Regions from separate parts of the Mus musculus genome. Here all the other regions are linked to region 2. A link is a contact called in ENCODE Hi-C or POLR2A ChIA-PET data. All regions are on one chromosome and are shown on one strand. The core of a region is the stretch at or near the end of the contact, and the rest is flanking DNA. Distances in the headings are between cores, read along the strand shown.

What was found. A loop is a pair of places that touch in the nucleus more often than their neighbours do. ChIA-PET counts read pairs that join two places held with the same protein, here RNA polymerase II (POLR2A).
Region 1: a loop to region 2 is called in a map of left cerebral cortex, with 2.7 times the contacts of the local background. The contact joins the enhancer-like site here to the promoter of Zmiz1 in region 2. A Hi-C loop is called at or near these places in 2 of 37 maps with a recorded cell type or tissue (gastrocnemius and left cerebral cortex). POLR2A ChIA-PET finds 5 or more read pairs at or near these places in 1 of 5 experiments (Patski).
Region 3: a loop to region 2 is called in a map of adrenal gland, with 8 times the contacts of the local background. The contact joins the enhancer-like site here to the promoter of Zmiz1 in region 2. A Hi-C loop is called at or near these places in 1 of 37 maps with a recorded cell type or tissue (adrenal gland). POLR2A ChIA-PET finds 5 or more read pairs at or near these places in 1 of 5 experiments (Patski).

The regions. Positions count from the first base shown.
Region 1 is chr14:25,545,660-25,548,744 of GRCm38, forward strand. The region is part of intron 3 of Zmiz1 (zinc finger, MIZ-type containing 1); the gene reads left to right. Among named protein-coding and RNA genes, the nearest start is that of Mir3075, 13 kb to the left of the region's middle. Within about 2 kb of position 1,639, at least 2 of the 3 ENCODE cell types and tissues checked have a DNase peak (open chromatin) inside an H3K27ac peak, as active enhancers do; they include gastrocnemius, where a contact is called at or near this core.
Region 2 is chr14:25,457,668-25,460,617 of GRCm38, forward strand. Zmiz1 (zinc finger, MIZ-type containing 1) reads left to right here and starts at 1,518. Exons shown (of 24, transcript NM_001310666.1): 1 at 1,518-1,889.
Region 3 is chr14:25,344,749-25,347,576 of GRCm38, forward strand. The region is part of intron 1 of Zmiz1os1 (a long non-coding RNA gene); the gene reads right to left. Among named protein-coding and RNA genes, the nearest start is that of Gm41113, 33 kb to the right of the region's middle. Within about 2 kb of position 1,408, at least 2 of the 3 ENCODE cell types and tissues checked have a DNase peak (open chromatin) inside an H3K27ac peak, as active enhancers do.

The DNA.
Region 1 (3,085 bases), core at 389-2,888, 88 kb after region 2:
GCTTGAGACTATGCGCTGTGTGTCAGGAGAGCCTTAATGGTAGCTGTATTGGTTAGTACTTGCTCTCATTTCTTTGTGTACGCCATCTAACTTAAACTTCCTAGATGTTTGTTTTAACCCTGGCGTGGGGGTACTCGCCTACAGTTCAGAGCATTGCCGGCGCCAAAGGAGGATTACCTCAAGTTTGAAGCTAACTCCGACTGCGCCAAAGGAGGATTACCTCAAGTTTGAAGCTAACTCCGACTAAATAGTAAGACTCTGCTTGGGGAGGGGGGCGGGACTTAACACCAACCACAAATTGTTTGTAAACTAAGGCACTGATGGCTACGCTAAGCACTCCACCCATGGCCACACACCCAGTGGAAGGCAGAGCCAGAATGTGAACTGGCCCCACCTGACTTTCAGGCCTGAGCCCCAGCCTCAACCATGGGCATAGGGAGCCACCTGCATCTTTACAGGGATAGGGCTGGCTCCCTGTTAGTTCCCATAAGACAGGGAGCTGCTTGGAGAGCCACAGCAATGCTATCTGCAAAGCACCTGGGCTCGGCTCATCTTATTTTCTGACTAGTCGGGGTAAGTCCAGGAAGAAAGTGTGTAGAGTAATAAAGAGGGAGGATGGATCCTTGCCATCCAGTGGGAGCTAGCCTTATCCAGGAATACCAAAATGGCCAGCATATCCCATGCTGTCAGCTGTGGCACAGGACACCCAGGTAGGAGCCTTCTTAGCATCCTCTAAGGTAGTCAATGTACCCAGTTTACTGTAGCTGCAGAACCAAAGAGAGTCTTCTGTAGGGCTGCCTGAGACCCACAGCTCCTATGAGAGGCACAGGGAGAAGCCATGCTGAACTGGATAGAACATGAGACATCAGGAAGAAAGCCAAAGCTAGTCCCATAGCTGAGCACTCAGGTAGAGCTCCAGAGAGACTCCTAGGAGGCCTGTCACAGGACAAAGCCCTGTGGGCACACCTTTGTTTGATGGGCAGTGGGGAGCCAGTGAACGTTGAGTTAGTAGAAGAACACAAGGCTATTTCTTCTCAGTTTCCATGGAGGGGATATTCATGTTGGGAACCCCTTCTACAGAATAGTTGCCCTCTTGCAAGCCCAGCCTTTAAAATGGAAGTCTAGTACGGGTGGGGACTAGCATGTTCAAACTGTTCATCAGAGATGGGATGCTAGGGTGGTAAAGAGCTCATTGAACAAGCCAAATGGAGATGTTAAGGGCCAGGGACTCTGAGGATGCAGCCATTGAGTGTCTCCTGCCTTGGGGGGAAACCAAGGCCTGGAGTTGAGAAGTGTTTGTCTAGAAAGGCCCAGAGCCCTTAGAGTAAATGCATAGCTCTGGCCTCTATCCGCCACAGCTCCAGTCTGCACCTGTTCTCCCGAGGGAGATCTCTTCCTGCATGTCTCTGACCTCAAGCCAAAGACGATGCATGAAACCCGGAACAGCTCACCAGGATCAGAGCAAGAGACAGTGAAATCCTTCTTTTACCCCTAGACGTTGAGGCTGCCGCCCTGGCTGGCCCGTTATAAGTGTGCAGTGGTCCACTGGCATTGCTGCCACCCTGGGCCTAGAACAGTTCCACTGGGTTGGAAATTTGCCAGCCTGGGTTGTGGTCTGCAGAGTGCTCCTGGGTGCTCAGCTGCTCGCAGCGTGAAATATGATGGGTACCTGTGGCTGAAGCTGCTGGAGGAGTGACATCCTGAGTCTCCGTGCAGCCCAGCCTGCACACACTGCCTAGCAGGACCTGTGAAATGAAAACATGTGTTTCCTGCTGGAGGCCGACACGGGGCTGGGCTCCATGCGGCCTTGGTAAGCTGGCCCGCTCTCAGGAAGCCCTGCACCACCCCCACCCCACCCCACCCCCCAAAGCAGTGCCACAAAAACAGTGGAAAAGTGAGCCTGCTCCAAGGCTGTTTCCACTGTAAACAGTGGCTCTTCAGCTGGTCCCCAGCCTCCTGAGTCAGGGCCAGACTCCTCCACCCTGCCTGAGAAGTACCTCAGCTGCCCTCCAGCCCGACAGTGGCCCACTCATAGAAGAAGCTCTCTGAGCCTTACTTGCACTTTAGATATAATCTGTCAAGACCCCTTTGTCTTCATGCACAGCCTGTGAAGTGAGAAGGCAAGTTCAGGAAGCACATCGGCACACAGAGAAGGACAGAGCATGACCAGTGTCACACAGTAAAGACAAGGCTGACACAGTCTTCTTCTGGGACTGCGGGTCTCAGAGAAAGATTCTGAGTGGTGTTCACTGTCTGATGCAACCTGGGTTTCTTTGAGTTTGTGCCATAAACTCAGGAAGGCAGCAGCATTTAGTGGGAGCCACATCTTCGTTGCCGATTTTAATAATGTCCTGTTTTCCTTAGTAACGCGTGTTACTTGTGGCCAGCCTGACAGTCACAGAAGTGGAAGGAGAAAAACAGAACTGCCCTGACTCTGCCCAAGGGTTCCTTCTTGCCTTGCACTGGGCTCCCCGCCTCCCCCCCACCCCCTACCCCGCCTTGTCACTTCCTAAGATCCTTTCATCTGTTGATCGTACGTCATGAGCAGATTTTGAGGGTCACTGTTTTTAAAAACCAGGGTTCTTCATGGCCCCAAGGAGAGAATGAGAGTACGTGACAGTTAGTTTTCTCCTGCCCACACTTGCTAGGATGGGTGCTACCAAGGATGCCATGAGGAGGTGCCCACCCTACAAGGAAGCTTCTAGAGAAGGTGGATTTACATGGGCCTGGGAGCTAGGTACCAAGAGGCTCAGTTTTGTAGTTTGACATAGGTTGCCTGTGGTTCACCCTGAAGCCAACTCAGCTGTGCCCAAGCTCTTTCTGTTAACTGCAAACATGACAATGCCTTCCTCCATTCACTTGGTCCAGATGTCAGTATCGAGTGCCTTCTGTATCTGTGTGCAAATGGTTAGGAAAGCCAAAAAAAAATAAAAAAGGCCTCAGGCCCCCACCTTCCCCTCCTGTCACCCGCTATGCCCCAGAAACCCAGCCAGGTCCCTCTTTGGAACCCTCACCAAGTCAGATCTGGAGGCCAGCTGGGCTGTGGGGGCAGCAGAGGTTCCAGGAGGAGCTATCTCCGGTCCCC
Region 2 (2,950 bases), core at 268-2,767:
CTCCGACGACCCGGCAGTGCAGGGCTCCCCCCGCGGCCCGGCCAGGGCTGCGCCCCCTTGCGCTCTTCCCAACTTGCCTTTGTTATTCCAGCTCCCTTCCTCGCCTCGCCTCCGACACCGTGGCTGCCTGCAAAACGCGGAGCACGGAGTTATCGCCACACCTGGAGTCCCTAGCGGGCTCAGACCCAAGCCTCCCCCGCCTGTCCTGAAGGGGAGCGCGTGCGCGCGCGCGCGCGCGCGCGGGTCCAGCCTAGACGCTTGTTGTCTTTAGGACTACATTACCTCTAATCGAGAGGCGGGTGGGGTTGAGGAAGGGATGTGGAAGAGTAAGGGGAACATGTGTGGTATGTGTACGCGAATGTGAGAGGTAGTGCACGGGGGAATGCCTCGTGTTTTGTTTTGTTTTTAAACGTACCGGGGGTGGTGTACACTATATTTGTGTGTTCAATTGTATGACTCCAGGTGCACGGGCATAACTGGGATGGAAAGTGTGTGTACAAGTGTGTGGAGGGGGTCATGCGTGCTATGAGAAGTATGCGTGCCATGCTGTAAGGTAGGCGCAAACCCGTTTGCCGTTTGTGTAGGAGTTTCTGTGTGAGTGGTAATGGACAAGAGCCAAAGGGAGTGCGCACTTGGATACACTTGGGGGCCGGTCTGTGAGGGGAACCTCCGCAAGTGAGCGCACCTAACTGCTTCGTGAGTGCTCTTCGCCACTGTAGGAGTGGAGCCCAGCCCTGGGCTGTGGGCTTGGTTGGGTTATTTCCACCTCTGCAAAGCGGGAGCGCTCGGCTCTCAGCGCCCCAGGCGCTCCCTACCAGGCACTAAGGCGTCCTTGCTCTTAACTTCAAGTAGTAGTGGGTATTTATGGTTCTCGCTGCACCTCTCGCTCTTTCTCAAGATGTCAATGGAGGCGCACTTTAGTCTCCCCTGCGTCACCGGTGGTAGTGAAGGTTAGGGTCCTCTCACCCTCTCTCACCCTGTTTTAGGAATAATCCCAAAATCTACATGGAAGTTTCGCACACAGTGTCTCATTAGCAATCCAGTCACCCCAATTCAGATAGCTGACAGCACCTGAGGTCTCAGTGCACTCCTGCAGGGGACCAGTAGGAAGCGGGGTACGCCTTCTGGAAGTAATTTTGCTCCTACCAATGTGATCCCTTCCTAGGCACATCAGTCTCTCCGCTCCAAACTTATGGGATGCGGAGAGGGGGGCGTTAAAGAGCAGCGAAGGGAGGCGAGAAGAGGGACGAGAGTGAACGAGCAGCAGAGGAGGGTGAGGGTGGCGCGGTGCCTAACAGGGTTCGGAAAAGAGCTGAGACCTGGGAACGGAGAAGAAAGGGAGGAAAAGAAGGGAAAGGAGAGAGGCGGAAAGGAAAGGAAAAGAGAAAAGGAGAGCGCAGCGAGCGCGCAGATGGAGAGCGAACCAAGGCAAGCAGAGCTGCGCGCCGGAGGCGCGGCACTCCGCTCCCGCCGTGACTCCGTGCCGGCTTTTGCGGGAGGCCGGCGGCGCGGGGCCCTTTGGAAATAGAATAGCCAATGTAATCTGACACTTCAACTTGCTCGGCTCCGGGCGAGTTGATTCACTTACTCACCCCCTAACGCCGAGTTCCTTTTCACTGTCTGTGGACATTAAAAAAGCGAGCGGCGGCGGCGGCGGGCGCCCGGGAGAGCAAGCTGCCGGCCGGGCGAGCAGCGATCCGGCTGCAGAGCAAGCGAGCAGCGCCCGCGCAGCGCGCTGACCCTAGCCCCGGCCGGTGAGGAGCCGGAGCCGGAGTCGGAGCCGAGTGGATTTCCGCGCTCTCGCTGCGCTCCTCCCGGCTCCAGCCTGCCCTACACGGCGGTGGCGGCGGCGCGTCCTCCAGCGGTGGCAGTGGTGCTCGCAGCGCCCGGTAAGTTTGGGGACAGAGCCAAGCGCCCGTTAACACCGAGGCTTCCACCCGCTCCCGGCGGATCATCGGGGTGCGAGCGCCGTGTACTATACTAGGGCTTTCCTCTTAAAGGTTTAGCTCTGGCCGGGCGAAAGAAGCCAGCCGTGCAGGCTCGGCCCGCTGCTCTGGCCGCCGGGGGCGGAGGCTCTGGCCACCAGCGAGCGCCCAGCTTGTGTAGAGCGGCTCCGGATGAGCGCGGGGACCCGGGGTTCTTCGGGTGTACGGGGCGCCGGTGCGGTTGTGCGCTCGGACTCGGTGCCCGCCTCCTGCCGGCGCGCCTCCCAGCCGTCGCTCCGATCAGTCGGGAGCCAGCCGGGATACGGATTCGGAGGAGGGAGGAGAGGACCCGGGAAGGACTGGCTGCTTCTCCCTTGCCTCTTTTGGAAAGATGTGAAGTTGTGCTCCTGTGTGCGTAGGAGAACCTCCGGGAAGGCGCTGGATTCTAGGGTGGCAAGGGTTGGTGGTGTTAAGTTGTGCCTCCGAATTTCTATGGAGAACACACTTTTGTACATGGGAGATGGGGGCGCGGTTAAGTTGTTTTGGGGGGAGAATAGCCCAGGGAAACGCGGCGCGTGGCTGAAGCAGGACACGTTGAAGAGATGTGTCGAGGCTTCTCGTTCGGGCTTCGGAAGCCGAAGGGGCTTTCAGGCCAACGCCTGGCCGGGGCTGCCCCAGTCGGGAGGCGAGCCCAAGGGGAAGATGTGTCTGTGTGTGTGTGCGCGCGCGTTGCAAATACGAAAGTAATTTCCCCGTGTTCTTTCTTCCTCTCTGTCTCCGGCGGCGGTGGCCCCGGGGGAGTGGGAGGCCGACCCGGGAGGAGATTGAGGGGCCGGGCCGGAGCTGAAGCTCGGTCCGGATTGTGGGAGGGAAGCTCAGAAAGCTTGTTTCACATTCCTGGCGTCAGGGCCAGGGAGAAAACAGTGGGGAGCACGGCCTCGGTGTCGCGGTGCAGGCTGCGGGAGCGCGTCGCCCCCTGGCCGGAGACATCTGTCCAGGAAGCTGGCCAGGCGGGGAGAGGGCGC
Region 3 (2,828 bases), core at 158-2,657, 110 kb before region 2:
CCCAGTACAGGGGAACGCCAGGGCCAAAAAAATGGGAATGGGTGGGTAGGGAAGTGGGGGGGAGGGTATGGGGGACTTTTGGGATAGCATTGGAAATGTAATTGAGGAAAATATGTAATAAAAATATTTAAAAAATATCAGGGAGAAGATTTCATGGATAAAGCATTTCCTGTGTAAGTTTGAGGACCTGCATTTGGCACCCCAGCACCCACATAAAAACCTGGCATGCATAGTGACCTACCTATGATCCCCAGGGCTCTAGATACAGGACAGACTAGCAGGAGCAGACTGAACAGCTCGACTGTCAGGATGAAAAGGCCCAGGTTCAGTGAGCATGCACACCCCATACCTGCACACAGGTGCACCCACACGTGCATGCCGACAAATCATGTACATACAAAAAAAACTTAACTAAATCCTTTTTTTAAAAAAAAAATCAAGTTCTTTTCTACTGTGGATGTGACTGCTTCCCTCCCTCTGAGCCTGCGTCAACGCCATCCCCCCTGCCTGCCCACTGGCCCCATTTCAGGGTCCATCTTAAAAAGCACGTCTCCTCCACAGCAATGCTAACATACCTCCAGAGGAAGCCTAAGTTTGCTGTTCCCTCTCACCAGGAAGAGACAATATACAGACTGTTCAGTGTTTGTTTGCCTGCACTGTCACTAAATAATAAACTGACTAATGGCAGGGCTGAGCTACAGCAGGGCACACCGTAGGTACTTGCTATTTACTCACTGAAGATTTCATTCTAACCCAGTCTTAGTTCGTGGGTCATAGCTACTGCAAACCTGCCCCCAGGCACACAGTCAGTCTACAGTCAGCAGAAGAGCCGGGACCAAGCCTGCCCAGCCCATGAAGAGGCCCCTACCATCCCCTGTCCTATAAGCAGCTCCCCCAAGGAAGAAGTCTAACATAACCAAGGGTCTCTCCTTCCCAACCACCAGCTAATCTGTCCTCAGCCAGTGTGTCTCTGTCCATACTTCTGCTTCCCCAGACCACTGCTGTTTGTATTGTCAAAGGCTTGTCACAAACAGCTGACAAGGGAACCTTGGCCCCAGAACCACTTAACAGAGCTTTGGCTTCTTGGATCTTTGGACTGTAAACACTTCAGCTAGAAGCTGCTCACACACAAGGCCTCAGTTTCCCTCTCCCTGAATAAGAAAATGAGCAACTATTTACTGACTGAACATAGATGTAAAAGGAAGTAGCTAAGTATTCAACTTGCTTATCTGAATCCAGTTTTGGTGTCCTGTACCTCACTCCCCTTTGTAAAGTGAGGGGCCTCCACTCTTACTTTCCAGGCCTGTGGTTGCTTGCAGTACTTAGTCCTAAGCACTGTGAGTACTTAGGAAGGTGAGCTCAGCTCTTCTCACAATCAGTGGCTTGGAGCCATGCCCACCCTTGACACAGGGGAGGACAGAAACACATGATGGATGACGTCAGCCCCTGGCTGGCACTGGCCTCCAGGATGTCATGACACCACAGACCACACACAGGGAAGGCCTTGGGCTCTGGCTGTGATATCTTCAGGCTGCAATGACCTTGGCTACATCATGAAAGCAGAAAAGGAAGAAACAGACCCAGATCAATCTGGCATTGACCCTACTTTTACCCTTCCAGCAACGCAATGGTAATTTACCTGTTTAGTTGTTCCACTTGGCTGTCTCATAGCCAGTCCAAAATCAGTGGGGTCAGGGTCAAATCACCCTTCCCACCCAACCCCACATCTGTCCTGTCCTAATGACTACCTCTCTCCATCAGATCAGAGTCTCACTTTACATGCCTGCCTCTCTCTCTCTCTCTCTCTCTCTCTCTCTCTCTCTCTCTCTCTCTCTCTCCCTCTCCCTCTCTCCCCCCTCCCCCTCCCTCTCCCTCCCCCTCCCCTCTCCCTCTCTCTGTCTCTATCTCTCTGTCTCTCTCTGTCTCTCTCTCTCTCCCTCTCTCTCCTCTCCCCGCCCCGTCCCTCCCTCCCTCCCTCCCTCCTTCTCTGACTGCCTCCATATCTTCTTCTAACAGACCCATCTTCCCACCTTAGAGACATATCTCAGGCCCCTCTCTCCACAGGGCCAAGCTGTAGCCACCTGGAATTGAACTGTACAGAGTCACCTGGCTCCCCTCCAACTTCAACTCACAATCTCCTACTTTCAATTAATTTGGAAAGTAATTGGATCCCATCAATTGTCTGTTTAAAACCCTCTGAAGTCTCCTCATCTGGTTGGAATAAAACTTGAGCCCCTTTCCTGCCTTGCAAAGCCATATGCAATCCTACTGCTGGCCCCGGGCCATCACTCTCCCTCCACTCTGAGCAAAAACAACAGCCTTGAACAAGCCAAGGTCCTTAACTTCTACACACCCTTCCCTGACCTTAGACTCAGATCTCAAGGTTCAGTGTCCCCTCCTGCAATGGTTCAAGTGTGGTTTATATGATAAAACTTTGGTCCTTGAGTGTGCTGGTATGAAGGATGGTAGGCCTTTGAGAGGTGGCATCGAGCAGGAGGGAGGGAGGTCACTGGGGCACTGCCTTGTGGTGGTATTAAGGTAACTCTCCTGGGACCTCACTTCATTCCTGTAAGAGCCAGTTCTCTTTAAAGAACCAGTCCCACTAAAAATAGCTGGCTTCCCGATTTGTCTCATCACTCACACACCCGCCATGATGCCATCTGTGCTGTGATATGGTAAGGGCTCCCTCCAGAGACATCACCAGATTCAGAATTCCAGCCTCTGAAACGAAGCTAAATAAATCTCTCTGTTACTCAGCCTCTGGTGTTTTGTTACAGGAACGGAATGCCTTCTAGGCTATCTCCTTGGAGACACTCTCTGACCACCTT